Regions from separate parts of the Homo sapiens genome. Here region 2 is linked to region 1. Evidence: read pairs that join two places in POLR2A ChIA-PET (ENCODE). Cell type or tissue: OCI-LY7. All regions are shown on one strand. Each heading gives the region's core, and the rest is flanking DNA. Links, peaks and the distances in the headings are about the cores only.

Region 1 (11,922 bases), core at 2,727-10,726:
TTCAAGAAAATAGCTATAAATTACATAATTGAATTTTATTTTTCTAAAAAATTGTACCACACTTTAGGATGAACAGTTGACCAAAGAAGGGCCTCTTTGCCATGTCTCTGAAAACATCTTGTATGAATACAGCCATTCCTAATGCTCCAGTATCAATGTCTCTATAATACATTAGTGTAAAGGTACCTCTTGGCACCAGCATAAGAGGAGATTGGAAGCCCTTTCTGAGCCCTGACATCATCCAACTTGGAGATGGGCATTTTTTACCCATGCATCTCCTTGCTTTGCCATTTGGCATCCAGTCATTCAAAAACATCCGGTGACCATCTACTCTTGGCATAATTCCAGATGTGATCCTTGTAGTCACGTTAGACCTTTTATTCACTTTTATCCCTCAACCTCTAGATCTGTTACACATTGTAGCAAACTCTTGTAAAATATCTAATGAAAGAAAGAAAAAAATTAAAGAATATTGAATAGCCAGGTAATATAATATAGAATCATGTATGTAGAAGTTTTATGATGTTAGGAAAAATTATTGGCCTTAAAAATTCGCCATTCATTTTTCAAACAGTACATAGTGTGCACAAGGTTCTTTGTCCTCAAACTTTTGGCAATACCAAAAGAGGCCTTTAATCTTAACAATAAGTGAGACTTGGTAGAAATCCCTTCGAGCAATCAGTGCTTGTCAAAGTTTTGTTCAACAATCATCTGTATGAGAAGCATCTAGGAAATTATTTAGCAATGAGGCTATTTGGGCTGAAATCCTTAAATAAAGAAATAATTGTTTTAACCAGGGGCAAGTTATGAATAAAGTTGAGCCATAAATCAAAAGGATGTTAACTGAAAAAGAAGTCTCAAAGCAGATGGTGAGAAAGTGAAGACAGAGAGCCTCTGCCCCAGTTCAGGAGGAATATTCCGGACCAAACACACAAAGGAAGCAGGTAAAGAGTGACTTCACCCGAGAGAAAATACAAACCTTTTCATTAGGGGAGACACCAAGCAAGAATGCCACAGTGTTAACAAGGGGTGGATGTTAACAGGTAAAATAACACTTTCCCCCAGATGAGCAGCCTGAGTTGATCTGCAGTTACAAAATTGCAGCCAGGTGTGGTTGCTCACGCCTGTAATCCCTGCACTTGGGAGGTCAAGGCAGGAGGATTGCTTGTGCCCAGGAATTTGAGGCCAGTCTGGGCAACATGGCAGAAACCCATCTCTACAAAAAGTACAAAAATTAGCCAGGTGTGGCATTTGCGCCTGTAGTCCCAGCTACTTGGGAGGCTGAGGTGGGAGGATTAATTGAGCCCGGGAGGTCAAGGCTGCAGTGAGCCATGATCGTGTCACTGTACTCCAGCCTGAGTGACAGAGCAAGACCCTGTCTCCAACAAACAAACAAAATAGACATCCAGCCAGGCACAGTGGCTCACACCTGTAATCCCAGCACTTTGGGCTGCCAAGTAGAGAGAATTGCGTCGTAGAGGGGAGGAATTGCTTGAGGCCAGGAGTTCGAGAACAGCCTGGGCAACATATGAAGGCCCCCGTCTCTACAAAAAATAAAAATAGCCAGACATGGTGGCATGCACCTGTCATCCTAGCTACTCAGGAAGTGGAGGTGGGAGGATCTCTTGAGCCCAGAAGTTGAAGGTTACAGTGAGCTATGATCACACCACTGCACTCCAGTGTGGGCTACAGAGTAAGACCCTGCCTCTAAAAAAAAATAAATAAAATAAAATAAAATGTAAATTAAAAGGAAAAAAGAGTAGACACCCTAAGCCCATGGGAAAAAATCTGGTATTGGAAACTGAGTGACAGACTCCTCACATTTAGGTAGAAAAATTGTTGAACTAAAATGTACAGCAGGTCCTTGAATAATGTCATCGTTCAATGTCATTTCATTATAAGGTTGATAAGAAAAATATCCATTTTCAGCAAGCGCCACTGTCTGAGTGGAGTTTGCACATTCTCCCCATGTCTATATCAGTTTCTTCCAGGTACTCCTGTTTCCTCCCATATCCCAAAGATGTGCCCATTAGGTTCATTGTTGTTTCCAAATGGTCCCAGTGTGAGTGTGGTTTTGTGTGAGCGCACCCTGTGATGGGCTGGTGTCCTGTCCAGGGATAGTTCCTCCTGCCTTGCACCCTGAGTGAGTTCTGGCCACCTGAGACCCTGAACTAGAATAATGGGGTAAATAATCATCTTAGTTGTTTTTATTTATCTTTCTTAAATATATGTATAGCTCACATTTATTTCAATGTTTAATATTAGAAGTGTTTTGGGGCTTAGGAACTTAACATTAGTTTATATCAATTAGCCTATGGTCAGATTGGTTTTGTTGTACATCATTTCACTTAAAGTTGCAGTTCCCAAGAACCTATTGAGGATGTTAAGTGAGGACTTGCTGTATTCATAATGCCAATTTTCTTTCACTTAGGTACAATTTGGTCAGGTATTAGGATTTGCCTCCCAGGCACTGTAAGTTAGATGAAGAAGGCTATTCTAACTGGAACATATATCTGTTACATAAGTGATATAAACAAAAATTGAATCGTTATTAAGCAAAATTCCATTTTTAAATAAAATGCTCTAATGATTAATCACGTTTATTTTCTTCAGTTATCTACATTGAAAGAGCATCACATTGGCTAGGTCTAAATAACTGTAAAGCAGCAGTTTGCAACCCTGGCTATATATTAGAGCCATGAGGGAAATATAAAAAGTACTCATGCCAGCTTAAGAAACTCTCATTTCATCAACAAAGGAAGGTCCAGGTTTGGGTATTTATTTTCTAGAGGGATATCACCATTCACTGGCTAAGTGAAACAGAATTGTTAGGTTTAAGAGGAAATTATCAGCAGCTGTGAGGTTGCCACTAAACTTAGAAACCTGTAAACCTTTAAAGTTCACAACCTTGGCTTCTTCTTTCAATCAATTGGGAGCTTGTAAAAATCCCAACATCCAGGCTGCACCTTAAACCAATTAAAACCTTTGGAGGAGGAATTTAGGCATTAGTCTTAAAATCTTTGTAGCTGAAATTGAGAAACACAGCTAATGGGTGGCTTTACTTTTAGAGATGTCCTACAAGAATTAGAAGAGCAGATGTTCAGATCTTTGGTTCTCATGAACACTGATCAACCAAAAGATTTCTTTAAATTTTTTGCTGAGCCTCATTGATTCAGTTCTGTTAGCTGCCATTCTTCAGCTAAAGTTTGTGAAAAGATCCTGGTTACTTAAGGGTACAGGTCATTTCAATAACTATAATTTGAGATAGTAACTATCTCTGGAGTCTCTGCTGCAAATTCATCAAGATTTGGTTGTGGCTAAGTTGTGAAGCACCATCATCTCAGCATTGACCCAAATTAGACCTTGGTAGGGAATTTTAAGACTATAATTTACTGCATCCTTGTGCAATTAAAGGATAGCACTCTCTATCTTATGAAATAGGCTGTAATGAATGGAAAGAGGTCTTATTTTAAACATATTGCTATATATATGACCTAATTAAATTTGCAAACAATTCGTTATTTTAAGGAACAACTAGCTATGTATAGCATTAAATCTATTATAGAGTCTCCATTTTTTAAAAGAAATATTTCTTTGTAAATAAGTGAAATTTTCTAATAGTACCAAGCAATTTGCCACAGGCATTGTTCTGAGTTGCTTTTGTTCTTTTCAAAGCAGTCAATACATTAAAAACCCTGAAAATCATTTTAAACCCAATTTATTCAAATTCACTAGCAGGCCATAAATACAGCTTTTTCTGTGAACAATAATGAAAACAAAAGAGCACCCCATTAAGTGAAGCTATCCAATGAAAACTTGGATTTCAAACTCAGAGAAAGGAAAACAGGGATAGAAATGCACTCCACTTTAATGTTTACCTTTAACATGGATGAGGAAACTGGGAAGTAAATCTAGATGACTCTGTGGCTTCCACATCCTGTGGGAGCCAACCCAGGTGCTTTAAGTCTCTCTTTCAACCTGCTGTCCTTTCAGGAGCTGGTATCCTCCCCTCTCAAATCTTACCTTTAAAGATAAATTGATTAAGTACTGTTTATTTGTTCCTTAATAGGAAGTTCATTTTTTTGAATGAAACTCCTTCCAAGGATTTACATGTTAAGACTTATCTTTACTATTCTTATAATAATTGTTGTTGTTGTTTAAAAGGAGCTGTGATATCCTGAAGGAAGTGAAGTAACTTTGTATCAGTGGATTTTTCTGGACAACTGTACTCCCAGAGTTGTCCAGAAAAAAAATATACACTTTATATACACTTATATCTTAAAGAGAAATAAAAAACTATTCTTAAAATGGCTTGAAAATACCAGTTGAGGGAAAAATGAATTTAGAGTATTTTTTAAAGGCCTAAATAAAAAGAGACTGCCCAGACTACCTGCTGGAATGAACGACTCAGAAATAAAAGATCTGGGGGCTTTTAGAGGCAGCAACTATTACGAATTCACAAGGGTAGTGAGAAATCTGTGGAGATGGTGGGACACAAATTAGACATTGATGGGATGGAAATTTTTCATTGTTAATTTTTCATTAACAATTCAAACTATCTGCATATTTGGTTTCACACAAACTGAAATTCTAGATGATTGACTTATTACACCTATGACAAATCGGATTTTAGGTTTTTGTTGTTTTTGCTTTAAGAAGATGCAGTCTTGGAAAAAATGGAGAAAATAGTTCCTCAGAGACAGAGACTTATTGAAGTCAGGAGATAGGAAGTTAATTTTGAGTAGTTTCAATCCATTTAGACAAGACAATCTACAATGGTTTGAATATTTGTCCCATCCAAAACTCATGTTGAAATTGAACCAACAATATGGCAGTATTGAGAAAGGGGCCTTTAAGAGGTGATGGGTTGTGAGGGGTCTACCATTAATGGATTAATGGCTTAATGGGTTTATGGACTATGGATGATCATGGAAGTGGGACTCGTGGCCTTATAAGAAGAGGAAGAGAGACCCAAGCTAGCACACTCAGCCCCCTTGCCATGTAATGCCCTTTGCCAAAGGGGGACTCTGCACAGAGTCCTCACCAGCAAGAAGGCCCTCACCAGTTGGTGTCCCTCAATCTTGGACTTCTCAGCCTCCGTAACTATAAGAAATAAATTCTTTTTCTTTATAAATTGCCCATTCTCAGCTATTCTGTTATAAGCTACAGAAAATGAACTAAAACACTATCCTTTTAACCTGAGCTTTAATAAATGTTAACTCTTGCTGCCCTTTTCCTAACTTTGTACATGAATAACTTCTTTGTAATACCCCATAGCTTCTCTCCAGACTTGGCTTCTTCCAAGACTGCTGACCCCAGGATTTAAAAGCCTATCTTCATCTGTAATCCCCACATTCTGGGAGGCCAAGGCAGTCCAATCACCTGAGGTCAGGGGTTCAAGACCAGCCTGGCCAACATGGTGAAACCCTGTCTCTTCTAAAAATACAAAAAGTTAGCCAGGCATCGTGGTGCATGCTTGTAATCTCAGCTACTTGGGAGGCTGAGGCACGAGAATCACTTGACCCTGGGAGGTGGAGGTTGCAGTGAGCTGAGATCACGCCACTGCATTTTCCAACCTAGGTGACAGAGTGAGACTCCGCCTCAAAAAAAAAAAAAAAAAAAAAAAAAGAGAAAAAAAAATAAAAGCCTATCTTATTCTCTTCTCCTTTCAGCATGGTCATTGCCTCTAATTCAGAGCCTCCTTTTTTACTCTTTGCAGTCTGGCAGCTGCCACTACCAACCTGATAACATTGCTCCCTGGAGGAGACGTTGAGGACCATTTCCCCAGAAATGTGAGCTAAAACCAAACTGCTAAAAGACATTTTTTGCTGGGTGTTGTGGCTCATTTCTGTAATCCCAGCACTTTGGGAAGCTGAGGCAGATGGATTGCTTGAGCCCAGGAGTTTGAAACCAGCCTGGGCAACATAGTAAGACCCTGTCTCTACTAAAAATAAAAATAATAAAAAAGGACATTAGCTGGGTGTGGTAGTGTGCCCCTGGAGTCCCAGCTATTTGGGAGGCTGAGGTAGGAGGATTGTTTGGGCTTGGAGGGTGAGGCTGCAGTAAGCTATGATTGCACCACTGCACTCCAGCCTGGGCAGCAGAGTGAGACCCCATATCAAAAAATAAATAAATAAAAATAAAAGACATTTTTAAGATATGTAATGAAGGGAGATGGTTGGGGAGGAGAGGAAGACAAAAGATACAACTCCGGGGGATGGTGGAGGTTTACCAAGAGGAGAAACCAGCAAGACACACAGTGGGAACAACCATGAGGGAAGAGGTGACTGAGGGACTGTATTGTTACTGCAGCCTCGGAAGCAGCAAACATAAAAAAGTTACCCTTTCTGCCCCACCCAAGCTCAGAGCCTCCTCACTGATTTTCCTACTCCCAGGCCCTCCCAGTGCCACTGTGGTTCACACTGAGCACTGGTCCTGGGGTCCTAGCAGTCATCATTTTACACAATTTGATCCTGTTCAGCTCTTCTGGTTTTGTCTCTCTTTCTTTCCTTCTTCTGAAAGTCTAGCTGGAGAAAATAACTCTCCATACCCCGGAACACACACCGCGTTTTCCCATCTTTAGCTCTCTGCTCACTAATGACTTCCCCTCTAATGTCCATCCCCATCATATCATCTCCACCCACCCAAGTCCTACCCATAAAAGGAGAAAAAAAAAAAGAAAAAAAGAAGCAGAGTCTCATTCCATCTCCCAGGCCAGAGTACAATGGTGCAATCACAGCTCACTGTGGCCTTGACATCCTGGGCTCAAGCTATCCTCCTACCTCAGCCTCCTGAGTAGACGGGACCACAGGCAGGCACCATGCCTGGCTAAATTTTTTTTTTCTTTTTAGACAGAGTTTCACTCTGTTGCCCAGGCTGGAATGCAGTGGCTTGATCTTGGCTCACTGCAACCTCTGCTTCACAAGTTCAAGTGATTCTTGTGCCTCAGCTTCCTGGGTAGCTAGGACTACAGGTGTGCTCCACCATGCGTGGCTAATTTTTTTGTATTTTTACTAGAGATGGGGTTTCCCCCATGTTGGCCAGGCTGGTCTTGAACTCCTGACCTCAAGTGATCCACCCACCTTTGCCTCCCAAAGTGCTGGGATTACAGGCGTGAGCTACTACACCCAGCCCAATTTTTTAAAATATTTTTTTGTAGAGACAGGGTTGTTATGTTGCCCAGGCTGGTCTTAAACTCCTGGGCTCAAGCAATCCTCCCACTTCTGCCTCCGAAAGTGGTGGGATTGCTGGTGTGTGCCACCGTGCCCAGCCCCAGCTCAACTCCGTAATGGGTAAATGAATAACCAAATGATGGCTCCAGTACAATCTTGATCACAGTCACACGGCCTCAATTCTCAGTATGATCTGAAATCTGCCCATAGTGCTGCACTTTGAACAGATCAGCAGCACAGATTTTTCACTGATACCCACAGAAATTACCATAGTTTAGATTATCAGATGTCTAAAGGAACATACGTCCTCATAGTTCCCACACCCAAACACATTTTTTTGCACATACAGCAGTTATCAAAAAGTGCCCCAGACTTTTCTCCTGAGCTACAAATATACAATGCCCTGCCTGCCCTCCTATCCTTAGCTCTATATTTTCAGTTCTTTCTCTCTCATTTATTGATTTTAACACCTTTCTTGCTCTGGTTTATGTGATATTATCTTGTAGGGAATTAAGTAGATGCTTCCAATTAGATTCATTACAAGTTCCCTTAAGAAGCGATTAGGAAGGTAAGAGTCCCAAGCGGCTGGTTCCCTCAGTAATACCAGCAGCATTTTTAGGGTGCATGCCAATATCAGACCAGGTTTTAAGTGCCACATTACTCCTTTATCACCAAGGGATCCTTGGAAGCTTGCAAAACTGAGTGCAGCTGAGCATAAAGTAGTGTTTTATTGAATGCCTTATGTGGCAATTACAAAGAAAACAGAAATATGAATCCCTCATCAAAAGGCAGTTTAGGAGGGGTAGTCAATCAGTGCATGGACCCTGTAGTCTAATGGTACTGGCTTTAAATTCCAGTGCCAGCTATAGGATTTTGGAAAATTACTTAACTTCTCTGAGCCTGTTTTCTCATCTGCTAAATGGGGGTAATGGTATAGTAATAGCGCTTTGGGGAGAATTAAATTAATTAAATTAAATTAAATTAATTCAGCACAATACTTGGTACATAGAGTTCAAATAAATGGCAGCTATTATCATTACCATGAAAATTAAAATTCCAGTGAATCACATGACCTGCCTTCCATTTCCAAAACTACGACCTTTTAGTTGCTAAGTTATTTGTGAAGTCTATGGGCTTTAAGAAAGATGGCAAGAAGGGAAAGAGGGAAAAGGGAAGAAGTTTTCCTATTTTCCATGGGTCAGGTTTTCATTGCTACTGAACTCTTTATACAAGCATAATAGAGATAATATTTTGAAAATATTAATAGTTTTCTTTCCCTTTAGAAAACTGCAAACTCCACCTCCTGGGTTCAAGCAATTCTTCTGCCTCCAGAGTAGCTGGGATTGCGGCATGCACCACCACGCCCAGCTAATTTTTGTATTTTTAGTAGAGACAGGATTTTGCCATATTGGCCAGGCTGGTCTCAAACTCCTGGCCTCAAGTGATCTGCCCGCTTCGGCCTCCGTAAGTGCCGGGATTACAGTTGTGAGCCATCATGCCCAGCCATTCTATCCCCTTCTTTATATCTGGTTCTACTATTCAACTAATATAGCCTAAATACCTCCTTATTGGGGATAGAGGAAAACCTGATATAGAAGCAGTTCTTCCTGTTGGCCTGGTGGATTGTGGGAAAAATAACAGAAGGCAAATTGTAGCAAAAGCAAGTGGGCAGACACTTGTGTCCTGGCTTGCCTCCTCCGGGCCACAGTCTGGAAGAGGAAAGAAGAGGATATGGTACATAAACTGGGGGAGAGCCAGATGCAAAAGCAGAGGGGGCTTGTGCCCCAGTCCTAGCTCAGAACTCTGAGAAGAGACTGTGGTGTAGAATGGCTTACACCAACCTGGTGCTACCACAGAACAAGGAAGGCGGCAGAGAGGCATGGTTCCACAGAAAGAGGGCCTGTGTTCCCACTCCTAAACTTGCCTTTCCTCTTAAAAGGCATAGAAGGGCTCCAGAAGTTCCCAGACTCCCCCTGTAGAACCAGACAAGGTAGGTAACAGAATTGGCAGCTTCAGGACCTGCTATAATGGAGCCTCTGTAGTTAGGGGTGAGATAACACTAACGTCAAGGCCAGGGGCTAGAGAGAGGACCTGGCTGAACTCGGTGGCATCTGCAGTCCTGGCAAATGTAAGGTAGGGTGGGTCTAACTGAGCCTAGGAACAACACTGCACTTGGGGAAGACCACTGTAAGGCTGTGGGAACCTGACTGGATCAGCCACTTCAGAGCAGAGGCAGGAGATAGGATAGGCCCTGCACTCATATCAAGGCTCATCTCCCCCTACAGTGGGATCCACATGCCCAAACACCATCTGGTAGAGAAGTAGGGAATGAACAAAGGGGATATTGGAAAGATAGCTAATCTACCCTGTGTGGAAAAGAATGAACTTTGCACAAAGAGAAGTTAGGCCTTTGCTTCTGAGAGTATTTTAAGCCTTTGTAATGTCCTGCCTGATAAGATGGGGTTACCTGGCAGCCTAAGACCATGCCAGATAGTCTATGCTAATAATGTGATTATGGTGGGGCTTTAGGCCTTGCAATATCAACCCAACCTCTGGAAGGCTGGAAGCTAAGGTGGTCAATGGGTGGTCAACCATATCTACTGGTAGTCAACCATATCTATGTAACCAAGCCCCAGTTAAAAACTCTGGACACCAAGGCCCAAGTGAGTTTCCCTGGCTGGCAATACTCTGTGCGTATTGCCCAACATCATTGCTGGGAGGAATTAGCACTGTCTAGAGTTCCACTGTGATAGGACAACTAGAAGCTTGCACTTGCAACTCTCCTGGACCCTGCCCCATCATGCCTCTTCCCTTTGCTGATTTTCATTTCTTACTTTTCACTGTAATAAACCATAACTGCGAGTATAACAGTTTTCAGTGAGTTCTATCAATTATTGAACCTGAGGGTTGTCCTGGGGGACTCCTGATTTCCACAAACCCCAAAGAGACTGGGCCAACTGGAGTGAGTAAAGAAAGATTGCATCCATTAGAGCAAATCAAGAAGCCTCATTGTCTTATAGAATTTCAGTGGTGCTTTGTAAATATGTGACCCTACTACTCAAGCAAGTAAAGACTTCTTACCACTCCAAATAAGGCATGGATGAAGGAATCACAGCTAGCTAGTCTTTTTTTTTTTCAAACTAAAGAAGGGGACATGTGTACTGCCTTCAAACATTACAAAGCTATCGTATAAGAAAGGAACTAGAATTAGTGTTTGTCTAGCTGAAGGGTTATATAAAGCCCGGCTGGTGGAAGTTATAGAGGGCCAGGTTTCAGTTTAAGCACAAACTTAGTGACAACCAGAGGCCTCTAAAAAACACAAGCAGCTAACTCAAAGATAGCTGAGTTCCTCATCACCAGAGATCTTAGAGGCCAATGACCCCTTGTACTGAGATTGTGTATAGAATGAAAGTTGACTCAAACATCCTTTAAGTTACATTCCAAGCTGAAAGCCTGTGATTGAGAAGTAAGATAATGTGGCCAAATGTGAACAGTTGGTGGTGAGTCTACATATGGATGTTTATTCTTTCAACTTCTCTGTAGGTATGAAATTTTTAAAAAATTGGAAGCAAACAAAAAAGGAAAAAGAAACATTTTGGAAACTACCTGGTGGCTGGAAATTCTCAGTCATTTCTAAAAATAAACAGAAATTTATTTTCTCACAATTTAGGATTAGAGTCAAGGATAATGAGTATTGCGTCTGATGAAAATATGTGTTGGTTCCCACATTTTACCACTACCGGCACAGCTACGTTTTTAGTCCTTTTATATTTAGCAATTTCAATGGACTGAATTGTGTCCTGTTAAAATTCATGTGTTGAAACCCTAATTCCCAAGGTGACTGCATTTGGAGATAGGGCCTTTAAGAGGCCATTAAGATTTAAATAAGTCATAAGAGTAAGGCTCTAATTTGATAGGATTGGTAATCTTGTAAGAAGTGTCAGAGAGCGAGGCAGGATAGGGGAGAAAGAGGAAGACAGAAAGAGAAGGGGATAGAGAGAGAGAGAGAGATCTCTTCCCACCCTTTGAGAACACAGTGAGAAGGCAGCCATCTGCAAGCCAGGGAAAGAGTCCTCACCTGACACTGCTGCCAGACCTTGCTCTTGGACTTTCCAGCTTCAAGAACCATGAAAAAAAATAAATGTCTATTGTTTACGTTACTCCATCTATAGTATTTTGTTATGGCAGCCCTAGCACACTAAGACAATGACCTTTTAATGACTTATTGACTTATTTCCTGCCTGTGTAATATTATTCATATTACTATGGCTCTTATATACAATTAGGTATATACTTAAACCTTAGTATATTTATAGAAACAGACAAAGCATTAACAGTGCATTTCTGAAGATGTTTTTCAGATGCACTATCACGCAAGCACACAAGACAGCAGGTGATAGTGCCAGCAATTACTGCAGGATTGACTCCAAATCCCATCATCCTGGGAGGAACTGGCAAGAGAAGATCATGAAACTTGTCAATAGCATTGCTACTATACGAAATAAGAATGACCCAGATAGTTGATGAAACCAAGATTAGGATTTGCTGTAAACACTAGTGTCTGTACATATATTAATGTCTGAGGAGATAGGGTTGGAATTTTACAAATCATATTCGTTCAGAATTGTAAACATACAAAACGATTTTCCTGCTCTCTACTGGAGCAGCACCATCTGCTGGACCCACTCAAAATGCAAATTCTCCAACCCTGATGGAACTAAGCAAAGTCAGCAGCCTCCTCTACCTGCTC
Region 2 (11,922 bases), core at 2,398-10,397, 52 kb before region 1:
TCTTAATATATGATAAGCCTCTAAATTTAAATACTGCTACAACTTTTTAATAGGGGAAAAAGTAAAAAAAGAAAAAATAATCCCATCACATATTGAATGTAGGGAACAACTATCAGCCCCACCCACTCTAGGAAATTTTGGAATAAAGGAATTCCTCTGTAAGTTTCTTTTTTTTTCCCTCCAACTTTATTGAAGTATGATTGACAAATAAAAATTACATATATTTAAAGTGTACAAGGTGATGGTTTTATATATGTATACATTGTGAAATGATTGCCACAAACTACTTAACATATCTATCACCTCATACAATTCCCTTTTTTTTGAGGAGTTTTCTGGTAAAAACAAGAAAACTTGCTAGATAAATTCTAAAAGAGCCTTACAGTGTAGTTACCATTTGTGTGTGTGTGGTGAGAACACATAAGGTCTACTGTCTTAGCAAATTCAAATATACATTATTATTCCCTATAGTCACCATGCATTAGGTCTTCATCTTATAGCTGAAGGTTTGCCTCAGTTCCTGTCGAATCACAGCAATTTCAGGGCAGTGATGTAGCCCAAACATCCACTCTAACAAAAACTGGAGCTTCAATGACTTGAGATTTACTCTGACCTTGGATTTCTGAGACCACACTTAGAAGGCATCCACGTACCCACCTAGAACCACACAGGAATTGCTGAACCTCCTCAAATCCTTTCCAGCAAAGGTATTCAGATCCAATCTACAGTATACTCAACTACAATACACACAAGTTTGCGGCAAAGTGGTATCATGGCCTGAAAGTCATACTCCTGTTGCCATGACGATACCTTCTGTTTTGGCATTACCCATCACATTTGATCACAGCCCTGTGAGGTAAGCAGGGTTTATGGATCCCATTTTCCAGAGAAGGCAGCTAAGCGTCAGAGATGATATCTGACAAGGATATTCAACTAGAAAGCACCAGAGATTAAACTCCTATTTGTCTTCTGACCCCAAGCCCTGGGCTTGTCTCACTATACAGATCACCTCCACCCTCCTGCTCCCGAACATGATGCCTTCCTTAAAACCAACCCCACAGCCAAATGGCCAAACAACACATCACACCAGGGAGGCAGCCGGGCACTGCAGTGTGCTCCCTGAAAGCATATATTCACAATCTTTCTTAATAGTACCATTAATACTATAATCATTATTACCAATTACTATAATTACTATTAGTAATTATACTTCTCTTGTAGACACAATAACCCTTAATGTATTTTTGCCATTTATATACATACATGCACTTTATTTTTTCCTTCTTCCTCAAAAGAGCACACTGTTCACTAACAGAAGGAAAACAAGCATCACACTGCATCGCTGGCGATTTGTAACCTCTCCATAATGAAAGGCAGTTATATTTGCTGTTGAGGATTTTCCTTTCATTTTTATAAAACGCAAAATACACTAGAATATAATGCCACAGACACAGCTCCGCAAATAAAGATGGAAGCAGCATCAAAACTACAGTTGGGGAGAACGTGACATCTCTGCATGATGGCCCTACTTGGCGCTTCATCTGCTAATCACCAGAATTCTGTAGACACAGAGAGTTAGCAGTATCAATGACTAACACGCGAAGTACTGGTGTACAAAAGCCTAAAGAAAGCCAGTCTGGAACCCCGTGCACCTGGCTCTCAGGCCTATCTCCTCCACTTTTTAGCTTCATTAAAAATGGAGAGAACCTCTTCCGGCTGCTTCCTCACCTGAGGGCTGCAACACCTGCTCACAAGGATGTTGGGATCCACAAAGGGGAGATGGTGCGACTCACTGCCTCACAACCCAGAACACTTAGACCCCCAGGAATACTCACTAAGAAGTTATGCCAAGAGCCAAACAAAGCTAAAGAAAAATAAACATGACATAGCTTCCAGAAACATCAGTGTTACTCAAAGATTTTGGTGAGGGAAGGTTAAGTAAATGAATCAATAATTTAAAAGTTGTTAACATTAAAACAAGTATAAATTATGGATTAGAATGTAATCGTTGCATAGATTTTTAAGCTAAGGCCCCTGTCCTTGCTTGCCTAGGTCATTTTTGGCCATGCTCTTAGATGTGGGGGTGAGTAGCAAGGGGTGGACCCTTCTCTCCTTTTTCATTAAAGATGGTCTTGGGAAAAAGTATGGGGCTGAAACAGATTTTAATATCACAATGGCCCTTCATGTGGAGAATTCTCTTCAAAATCAAGAGTCTCAGATTGTTGCCAGATCTAGGTACACGTAGAATGAAGTCCAGGCACGTATCATCCCATCTCCCACCACAGATCCCGGCGCAAGTATTACTGAAGTTCCTTTCCTCATGGCCTTTCCCGCCCACTCCCCTGCCTCAGGTACGTTCTTGTCAGGCAAGCTCAGGCCACTCAAATACTCAGCTACATCACTGACATTTCTTTAAACCCATACTAATTGGTAACACATTCAGTATCTATAAAACTTTTCATTTAAATGGATGGCTGCACTATTACTAAAGAAAAATGAGCTCGCCAATTTAGTTTGTCTCTAAAAAAATGTTTACTGTGAAATATACTATATTTAAAAGTGCGTTTAACTGTGGTAGCCAGCCTCCAAGATGGCCCGTGGTGATATCCGCCTCCCAGTATTCATGCGCTTGTATAGTCCCGTCCCACTTGGAACAGGGCTGGCATGTGGGAACCACTACAATATTGCTGAAATGCTGGCGTGAGACTGCAAAAGTCCAAAGACTCCACCTTCCATCTCTGTTTTCGGAGGGAAGCTGGCTGTTCTGATATGAGGACACGCTCAAGAAGCTCTGCAGAGATACACGTGGGAAAGAACTGAGGCCTCTTGCCAAGAACCAGCAAGGAACTGAGGCCTCCTGGCAACAGCTATGTGAGTGAGCCATCTTGGAACCAGATCCTTCAGCCTCAGTCAAGCCTTCAAATAGATGGCAGCAGCTTCAGTTGACATCTTGACTGCAACCTCATGAGAGACTGCGAGTCAGAACCACCCTGCTTAGCTGCTCCCAAATTCCTGGCCTACTCATGGAATCTAAGTGAGATGACAAATGTGTATTATCGTTTTAAGGTGCTAAGTCTTGAGGTTTGTTATGCAGTGATAAGTAACCTATCAACATATATAGGTGTAAAGAATAATAAAATAAATCTCATGTACCTAATACCAGTGTTTAAATTTTTTTTTCTTTTTTTGGAAGCCGTGTGTGTGTGTCTTTCCTGATTGCATGTCTCCCAATCATCCTTCACCACCACTTCCACCACCAAGATTCACCACTAGCCTGAATTTTGAGTCAATCATTCCTTGGCTCCTCTTTATGGTTTTGCCACATATGTGCTATCAATATGTTGTTGTGATTTGCTGATTCTAAGCCTACTATGAATGAAACAATACGGTATGTGCTCTTCTAGACTTGCCTCTTAAGATTTTGAGATTCATCCCTGTTGACTCATGTGGCTTTAGTTCATTCATTTTGTCACCACGATACAGTTCTCATTGTGTGAACATACCCACAATTTACTGTTCTGTTCTACTGTTGGGGACCCTCTGGGGATTTTGCAATTTTCTGCTACTTTGAATAATGCTGCCATTTACATTCTACTGTGTGTCCTCTGGTACACACAGGCAAGAATTTCTCCAGGGTATATACCTAGGAGAGGAGAGCTGGACTACGGATTGCACGTGTTCAACTCCTCTAATGCCAAATTGTTTTCCAAAGTGGTTGTGTACAATTGACTCTTTAGCCGCCTTTCCAGTTTCTCTCCAAATAAGAGGCATGCTTGTTTTGCCAATTACCAGGAAAGCTTTCAACCAACAAAAGGGAAAGCTTTTCCTATTTGCAGCATCACTACTACAAATAAATAGTACTCCAAAGCAGTGACCTAGACAGCTGGAACATATTAGTCACACGACATCAGTACAGACTTCAGAATAATGATGCAAACCCAGCCAACACCACACACTGCCCATGGGTATAAGTCAAATTTGATTTCTAGACATACAGTAAATTCAGAGGCTGTTTTCTTCCTGGTAGATTCACATACTATGGGCCCACCTGACTGGTATCTTCTTGAAGGAGAAAAAGAGTAATTCACATGCAACCCAGCCAAATTCAAGATTAAAACAGGAGAATCAAATAATTTCTGTGAAATAATGGAATATCTATGTGTGTTTTTTTAAACAGGCAGTTGGTTAGGTTTTTTAATATTTTTACCTATAAAATTGTTATTTATTACACTTGATTTTATTTATAGTAATTCTACAAAAAATTCTCAATTATTTTCTCTATAAAAAGCTGTCCTTTATAGGTTTAGTTAATCCAGTTTCTTAGATGAAAATAGTAATTTTTACAATTTAATCTGCATTTCTAGGAAAAATGTGATAGCAAATGTTTTTATCAGCATGAAATACAAATAATGAGAAATTATCTCAATTTGAGTAGGAAGGAAAGAAGAAATGTTATCATAAATTTAAAAGAGACTCATATGTCATGGGAAGAAACAATGGCAGTAGATAATCAAAATAAGTTCATTTCAACTCAACCTCCTGACAGTTCTCGTCTTTTTAAAATCATTTATCCCGACAAGGTAGAAACTGTTTATTCCCATCTTGTAGATGGAAGAAACTGAGGTACAGGAAGGAATTCAGTTATGCAGTCACACAGCTGATAAGTGGTAGAACAAGGATTTAAACCCAAGCAGTTTACTCCAGAGCCCATATTCTTAACCACCACTCTGGACAGCTTCTTCAGTCCCCCAAGACAAGTCAGAAGGCCCTGCAATGGTGATGATAGTAGCTACCAGTTAATAAGCATCTACAATGTCCTAAGCACTTATTAAGCACTCTACTGCATACTGCATTCTTTTTTTTTTTTTGAGATGGAGTCCCGCTCTGTTGCCCAGGCTGGAGTGCAGTAGCACGATCTCGGCTCACTGCCACCTCCACCTCCCAGGTTCAAGCAATTCTCCTGTCTCAGCCTCGTGAGTTGCTGGGACTACAGGCGCACACCACCATGCCTGGCTAACGTTTTTGTGCTTTTAGTAGAGGCAGGGTTTCACTGTATTAGTCAGGCTGGTCTCAAACTCCTAACCTTAGGTAATCCACCAGCCTCAGCCTCCCAATGTGCTGGGATACAGGCATGAGCCACCATGCCCAGCCTACTGTGTTATTTCTAATTCTCTCCACATCTCTACCGGGTATGTATTATTCCCATTTTATAGGTGAAGAATCACAGGCTCTGAGAGTTTAAGTAACTTGGCCAAAATCACATAGGCAGTAAAATAAAATGGTGGAGACACCACTTGAACCTATTGTTGACTTCAAAGTTCATGCTGTTTCCACAGTGGGCCTTTTAGACAAAATAAAACCATCTAATTTCAGGGCTTGTGGTAGGCAAGTGTGACCTTAAGGTCCTGGAAACAGTCCCCATGAAGGAAACAGATGCCATATTGGGGGAAGGTATGCCAGTGTTCCTAGTGACAGTAGCTTTCATGCCCCCATCACAATGAGACTGAGGCAGAGTGGGTGCCGATAAGAGCAGAGGACTCAGTCAGAAGACGACTGGGTTCCACTGGGCAGGGCAACTGGCCTCTCAGGCACAATGTTTTCCTCTGCAAAATGTGGATATCTTTTATTTCAAAGGGTTGCTGTGAGGATTAGAGAGACTAACACCTGGCACACAGCAGGCATCAGATGTATGCTTGGCAATGGCAAGATTAAGAGAAAACAAGCCCCAGCAATCTAGCAGGAAATAGCAGGGAGGTAATTTTAAACATTTTCTTGCTTCCATATATAAAGCCTCACATAATTCAAGATGGATGATTCAATAATTTTTAAAAGATCTTACTTGTATCACGATTTTTTTTTTTTTTTTTTGAGACAGAGTTTCGCTCTTGTTGCCCAGGCTGAAGTGCAATGGCACGATCTCAGCTCACCGCAACCTGCGCCTCCCTGGTTCAAGCGATTCCCCTGCCTCAGCCTCCCGAATAGCTGGGATTACAGGCATTCACCACAACACCTGGCTAATTTTTTGTATTTTCAGTAGAGACAGGGTTTCGCCATGTTGGCTAAGCTGGTCTTGAATTCCTGACCTCAGGTGATCTGCCCACCTCGGCCTCCCAAAGTGCTGGGCTTACAGGCGTGAGCCACCACGCCCAGCCCAATTTCTTTTTTACTAATATGATAGCTTCCACATTCTGGCCTACTGTAAGCACAATAACCTTGCTAACTAGATCAACCCTTTATGATATCATTTTTTACATAAACATTGGAGCTGGAATGGACTCAAAGTAAAACATTTGGCACATTTAACCTTTCTGTTACTGACTAGAAAAGTGGCCAGGGAGGGAGAGAAACCACCTCAGGTCAGTATGAGGTGTTTGAAGAACACAGAAGCAGCTATTGCTAACATTTACTCAGAATACATCATGAGCCAGATCTCCTGCTCAGCATGTTTCCTGCATTCTCTCTTAAAACCCCTCACTCAACAACCCTGAGAGAACATATCATAATACAGATCCCTATTTAACAGAAAAGGAAATTGATTCATACACTGACTTGCTTAAAGTCAGTGACTGCTAGTCCCACAGACTAGCAGATGGGTACAACTGGCTCGTTGCACATGGTAGGCACTCAGTATGTTTTGAACATGGGGTCTTTATTTTCTCCACCACAAAAATAAAAAGCACTACTAATTCCACAAAGATTTTAAGGATAAAATGAGATTAGGTACACAAAGTCCCTGGCTCAGTGCTTTGACCTTGGCATATGCTGCGGTAGGTGAGCAACAATGCTGATATAAAAAGGCATAATAACCACCTGGAACAAGGTTATGATAATGACAATGAGCATAACACATATCGTAATGGGCACAAGATGTATGAATGCCAAACAAACACATGAAAAGATGTTCAATATCATTAATCATTAGGGAAATGCAAATCAAAATCATCATGAAATACCATTACACACCTATTAGAATAGCTGAACTGCATAAACTGAAAATATTAAATGCCAGCAAAAATACAGGTCAACTAGGACTTTCATATTCTGCTGCTGGGAATGCAATGGGTGAATACATATGCAAACCATGGCACATCCATACAACAGAATACTAGTTAGTAATAAAAAGGAACAAACCTTTGATACACACAATGTGGATGGATGTCAAATGCATTATGCTAAGTGAAAGCTAGTCTCAAAAAGTCTGTATAATCCCACTTACATAATAGTCTTACAAAGAAAAAATTATAAAGGCAGAGAACAGATCAGTATTGCCAGGAGTTCAGGAGGAAAGAGGATTTAAACTACAAAAAGGCAGCACCAGAGAATTTGAAGGGTGAGGAAATTGTTCCGTATGCTGTTTGTAGTGGTGGTTGCGTGAATTAATGTCTGTGTTAAAATTCACAGAACTGGCCGGGCGTGGTGGCTCACATCTGTAATCCCAGCACTTTGGGAGGCCGAGGCAGGTGGATCACCTGAGGTTGGGAGTTCGAGACCAGCCTGACCAACCTGGAGAAACCCTGTGTCTATTAAAAATACAAAATTAGCCAGGCTTGGTGGTGAATGCCTGTAATCCCAGCTACTCAGGAGGCTGAGGCAGGAGAATTGCTTGAACCCAGGAAGCGGAGGTTGCAGCGAGCTGAGATAGCACCACTGCACTCCAGCCTGGGCAACAAGAGTGAAACTCCGTCTCAAAAAAAAAAAAAAAGAAAAAAAAATTCACAGAAGTTGCTACACACTGAATGCTTGTGCTCCCCTCCCCCGCCCCGCCCCACAAAATTCATATGTTGAAACCCTAGTCCCCAGTGTGACGGTATTCAGAGAGGACTCCTTTGGGAAGGTCATGAGCAGGGAGCCCTCATGATGGGATTAGTGCCCTTATCAGAAGAGACAGGACAGAGAGAGATGACTTCTCTCTCTGGATGTGAGGATACAGTAAGAAGGCATCCATCTATGAAGCCCAAGAAGGGCCCTCACCAGAACCCAATCATGCTAGCTGGCACCCTCGGACTTCAAGTTTGCAGAACTCTGAGAAATAAATGGCTGTTGTTTAAGCTACCCAAGCTATGGTATTCTTGTTACAGCAGCCCAAACTAACTAGGACAGAACTATACACTTCCAAAAAGTGAATTTTACTGAATTTTAAGTTTTTAAAATTTAAAAATTACTAAAAAGTAGCATTTAAAAATCATAGAAATAACTGATGGGTCTTGGTGAATGGCTGGATATCTGACAGTTGTGGAGAAGGGGTGAAATGTGAGGGTCATATAGCTCTGAAGTTCCTTGCCAAGGGAACAATCATGGGACAGGAGACCATCAGGAGTCAGGGTATCAGAAATAAACAGAGGCTCTAAGAAGTACTGAGGGTCAAGGACCTTGGTTTCCAGACTGATTTCACCAAATGAGTGACTCCATGAAATTATGCAAGCCACATCACCTCCCAGAGCCTTAGTTTACCTACCTCTAAAATGAACAATGAAGCATGTGATCTTGAAGGTCTTTTCCTGCAACAAACATTCTAAAGTCAATTTTTCAAAAGCTATTGAGTCTAGGAAGACAGCAAAACAAATAAGGAGAAATACCCAGACAGGAAAAAAAAATAGTATACATCTGCACAAATATCACCAGAGAATAAAATAAAGTGAAACCATCAACATGTCTGAATGGTAAAGTGAGGTGATGAAAGTAGCCAATAGCAGAGAAAAGATAAGAGACCCAGAATACCACTCCACTGTATAATGGAAGCCAAGAGAAGAGAGCTTTCACAGGGGCTGGGGACAAGAGAGCTGGAATAACTCAAGAATCAAATGCTGAAACAGACAAAAAGAATGAGGACTGATAAAACAACAAAACTATACAGATTTTCATGTGATCAACAGAGTGACTGCAAAAAAACAGTAACAAAAAAACAGTAACAAAAAAGCTCCCATCAAAAACTTGCATGTTGTCTGCATATCTTGGTTGTGTCCTAACTGCTTTTGCCCTTGCATTTTCAGTCTCACTCTGCCTTCTTCATCTTTGCTGCTAAGAATATAGAATTTAATAAAACACGTAGGAACAGTTTCCCTGCAACAGCCCACTTCAGAGGCTGTAATTTTCAAAATTTAGAAATTCCTGGAAATTAAGAATATGACTGTTAAGTGCTGGGAGCCTTTTTTTTTACTTGTCCTACTTAAGTTTATTCAAAGACTCCAGAATTCTAGGAGAGAAGAAACCATTGCATTAACAGAATGGGATGTATACTTACGAAGTACTTAACGTTAACTTAAGAAGCACTAAGAATGCCTGTAATCCCATGACTGTGGGAAGCCGAGGTGGGCAGATCACGAGGTCAAGAGTTCGAGACCAGCCTGGCCAACATAGTGAAACCCCGTCTCTATTAAAAATACAAAAATTAGCTGGGCATGGTGGCACGTGCCTAAAATCCCAGCTACTCAAGAGGCTGAGGCAAGAGAATTGCTTGAACCCAGGAGTCAGAGGTTGCAGTGAGCCAAGATTGCACCACTGCACCCCAGCCTGGGCGACAGACCAAGACTGTCTCAGAAAAAATTTTAAAAAAGAAAGAAAGAAAGAAGTACTAAGATTTTATTATTGTCACTTAGTCTGTCAGGCAGGGAAATAGCTTGAAGTCAACAATATTCCCAAACTGACCAACTGAAATATGACAAATCCTTCATCTCTATCCAGAGTGGGCCTCAGGACACTATTTCACATGCTTCAAGCTATTTCAGCCAAGTGACCCCAAGGCGGCATATAACTCTGAGCACTTAACCAGAACCAGAGGATTGGGGAAATTAACAGTTACAAAGAATGCCCACATGCAAAGTTAACACAGAGTAAACTTTTCAAACACAATTACTTTTGCCAACTTTTCTTTCTGATGATTACATGTAAAAACATCAATTTCATATAACCTGGTTCTGCTGGTTATGAAAGAGGAGGGAAAAGAGAAGGGCACTTGCTTGGGCTTGAAGTCTGGTTATACCACTATCAATTTACTAACTTTGAGCAAATGTATTTACTCCTTTTTATCTCCTATTCTGCATCTACAAAATGGGGACAATCACATTCTCCATCTAGCACTCAGGCTATTAGTGACACGCCCAGATGAGATCATGTCTGTGGAAGCACTCAAGGAGAATGCAAATACAAATAGAAGGTGTTATTACTGCTATTCTATATGGGGGAAGGGGAATGAATATATTTTGAACACCCAATCACATCCCAGCTGCCTCTTTCAAGTCAACCATATGCTTCTCTCCCATCAACAGCTGGGCTGTTGAGCAGATGCCAAATTGATGGAGACAGAAAGGTGCTGAAAGAGAATGCTTCTGTTACCCAGCTTCAGTCCTCCTGGCTGGGTGAAGATAGAAAAGCCATTTCTTATCCATTTCTATTCCACTAACCTTTTTGAGAGTCTTCTATGTGTCAGACACCATGCTGGACACTAAGAACACGTTAATTTTTGACAAAACAGGCTGTGTTCTCAAGCACATCCACTCTGGAAACCACTATGCAGAAATAGCCAAGAACCGAGTCTAGGAAGATGAGGACAAATCAGAGGAGAGAAGCAGGGGTGAGAGAGTAGAGCAGCAAGGAACCACAAAGGACAGGAAGGCAGATGAGAGGGCATGACAATAAAAACCCATGTGTTCAACTAGGACTCTCAGGTCTTAACCCATGGGCCAAGGAACCACAGACACATTTTTAAGCAGTGACTAACATGATCATCCTTGCAGTTTAGAAAGAGGACTGTGACTACAGTTGGGAAGATGAAATGAAGAAGGGCAGAAAATGGGCAGCTGTAGCAGAAATCCAGGCACCAAGTGATAGGGGCTCGAGAATGAGCTAATAAAAAGAGGTAAAATGAACTTGCTTGGTGACTGGAAGGATGCAGGGGTAAGAGGAATTGTAAATGATTCCTTGGTTCTGTCTTGATGACTAAGAGGATGTTGGACTTTTTCACAAGATACAGGAAGAAGTATGGATTTGGCAGGCAAGACAATTTCACATTTTACTTGTATCACTTGGTAAATGACCTCATGTAAAGGAAGTCACTTTGTACATTTGTGACCAACCAAAAAGTTTTAATTTTCTCATCATTTAGCTGCCTGTTTCAAATTTCCATAGACAAGAGGACCACTTAAGACAGAATGGAATGGCTAGGCAAGAACCCACTTCCACATTCTTAACCTCTTGTAGCCAAAGTGAGAACATACCTGACATGAGAACTGAAGCTCAGAAAGGTTAAGTGGCTTACCCTAGGCCTTGCAGCCAATAAAAGAGGAATTAAATTTTAATCCAAGATGGTCTGCTTCCACAGCATCAGCTCTTCTTCTAGCATGCTATTGTGCTCCATTAAGTAAGGGCCTAACACTACTCATCAGATGTAGTACAGGTTGGATACCCTCTTTCCAGAATGCTTGGAACCAGAAGTATTTTGGATTTCAGGAATTTTTGTGATTTTGGATTATTTGCATATACCTAATGAGATATTTTGGGAATGGGACCCAAGTCTACCCATTAAATTCATTTATGTCTCCTATCCACCTTCTACATATAGCCTGAAGGTAATTTTATATGCGATATTTTTAATAACATTGTGCATGCAACAAAGTTTTGACTGTGTTTTGACTGCAACCCATCACATGAGGTCAGGTGTGAAATTTTCCACTTGTGGAGTCATATTAGTGCTCAAAAAGTTTTGGATTTTGGAGCATTGCAGATTTGGGATTTTCAGATTTGGGATGCTCAACCAATACCCATTCTCTGGACACTTTATTCTTCTCCTGATACTCGCCTCTGATAACAGAGTTCAGGTAACTCTGAATCACCTTGTTTTAATCTCTCCAAACACTGTTCCCACTGCTGAGCTGTCAATCAATGATCCTGTCAGCCTAGAAAACCCTGCCCCATCTCTGCTTCTTC

The links. ChIA-PET counts read pairs that join two places held together with the same protein. Peaks named below come from ENCODE experiments on the same cell type or tissue, not always from the same donor. Only the 100,000 strongest peaks of a DNase experiment are listed, where the experiment ranks them.
Region 2: POLR2A ChIA-PET joins it to region 1 with 21 read pairs; 5 of 35 experiments call an interaction of 5 or more read pairs at or near these places.

What each region holds. Positions count from the first base shown.
Region 1 is chr10:50,641,521-50,653,442 of GRCh38, forward strand. No RefSeq gene overlaps it. Among named protein-coding and RNA genes, the nearest start is that of SGMS1-AS1, 23 kb to the left of the region's middle. RefSeq lists enhancers at 6,928-7,087, 7,108-7,257, 7,468-7,527. In OCI-LY7, for the core only: no CTCF peak of the experiment used is centred there; DNase peaks (open chromatin) are centred at 6,951, 7,271 and 10,461; H3K4me3 peaks cover 4,009 bases; H3K27ac peaks cover 7,410 bases.
Region 2 is chr10:50,590,326-50,602,247 of GRCh38, forward strand. All of the region lies in intron 1 of SGMS1 (sphingomyelin synthase 1), which reads right to left. It also overlaps the pseudogene RNU7-107P. Among named protein-coding and RNA genes, the nearest start is that of SGMS1, 28 kb to the right of the region's middle. In OCI-LY7, for the core only: no CTCF peak of the experiment used is centred there; no DNase peak of the experiment used is centred there.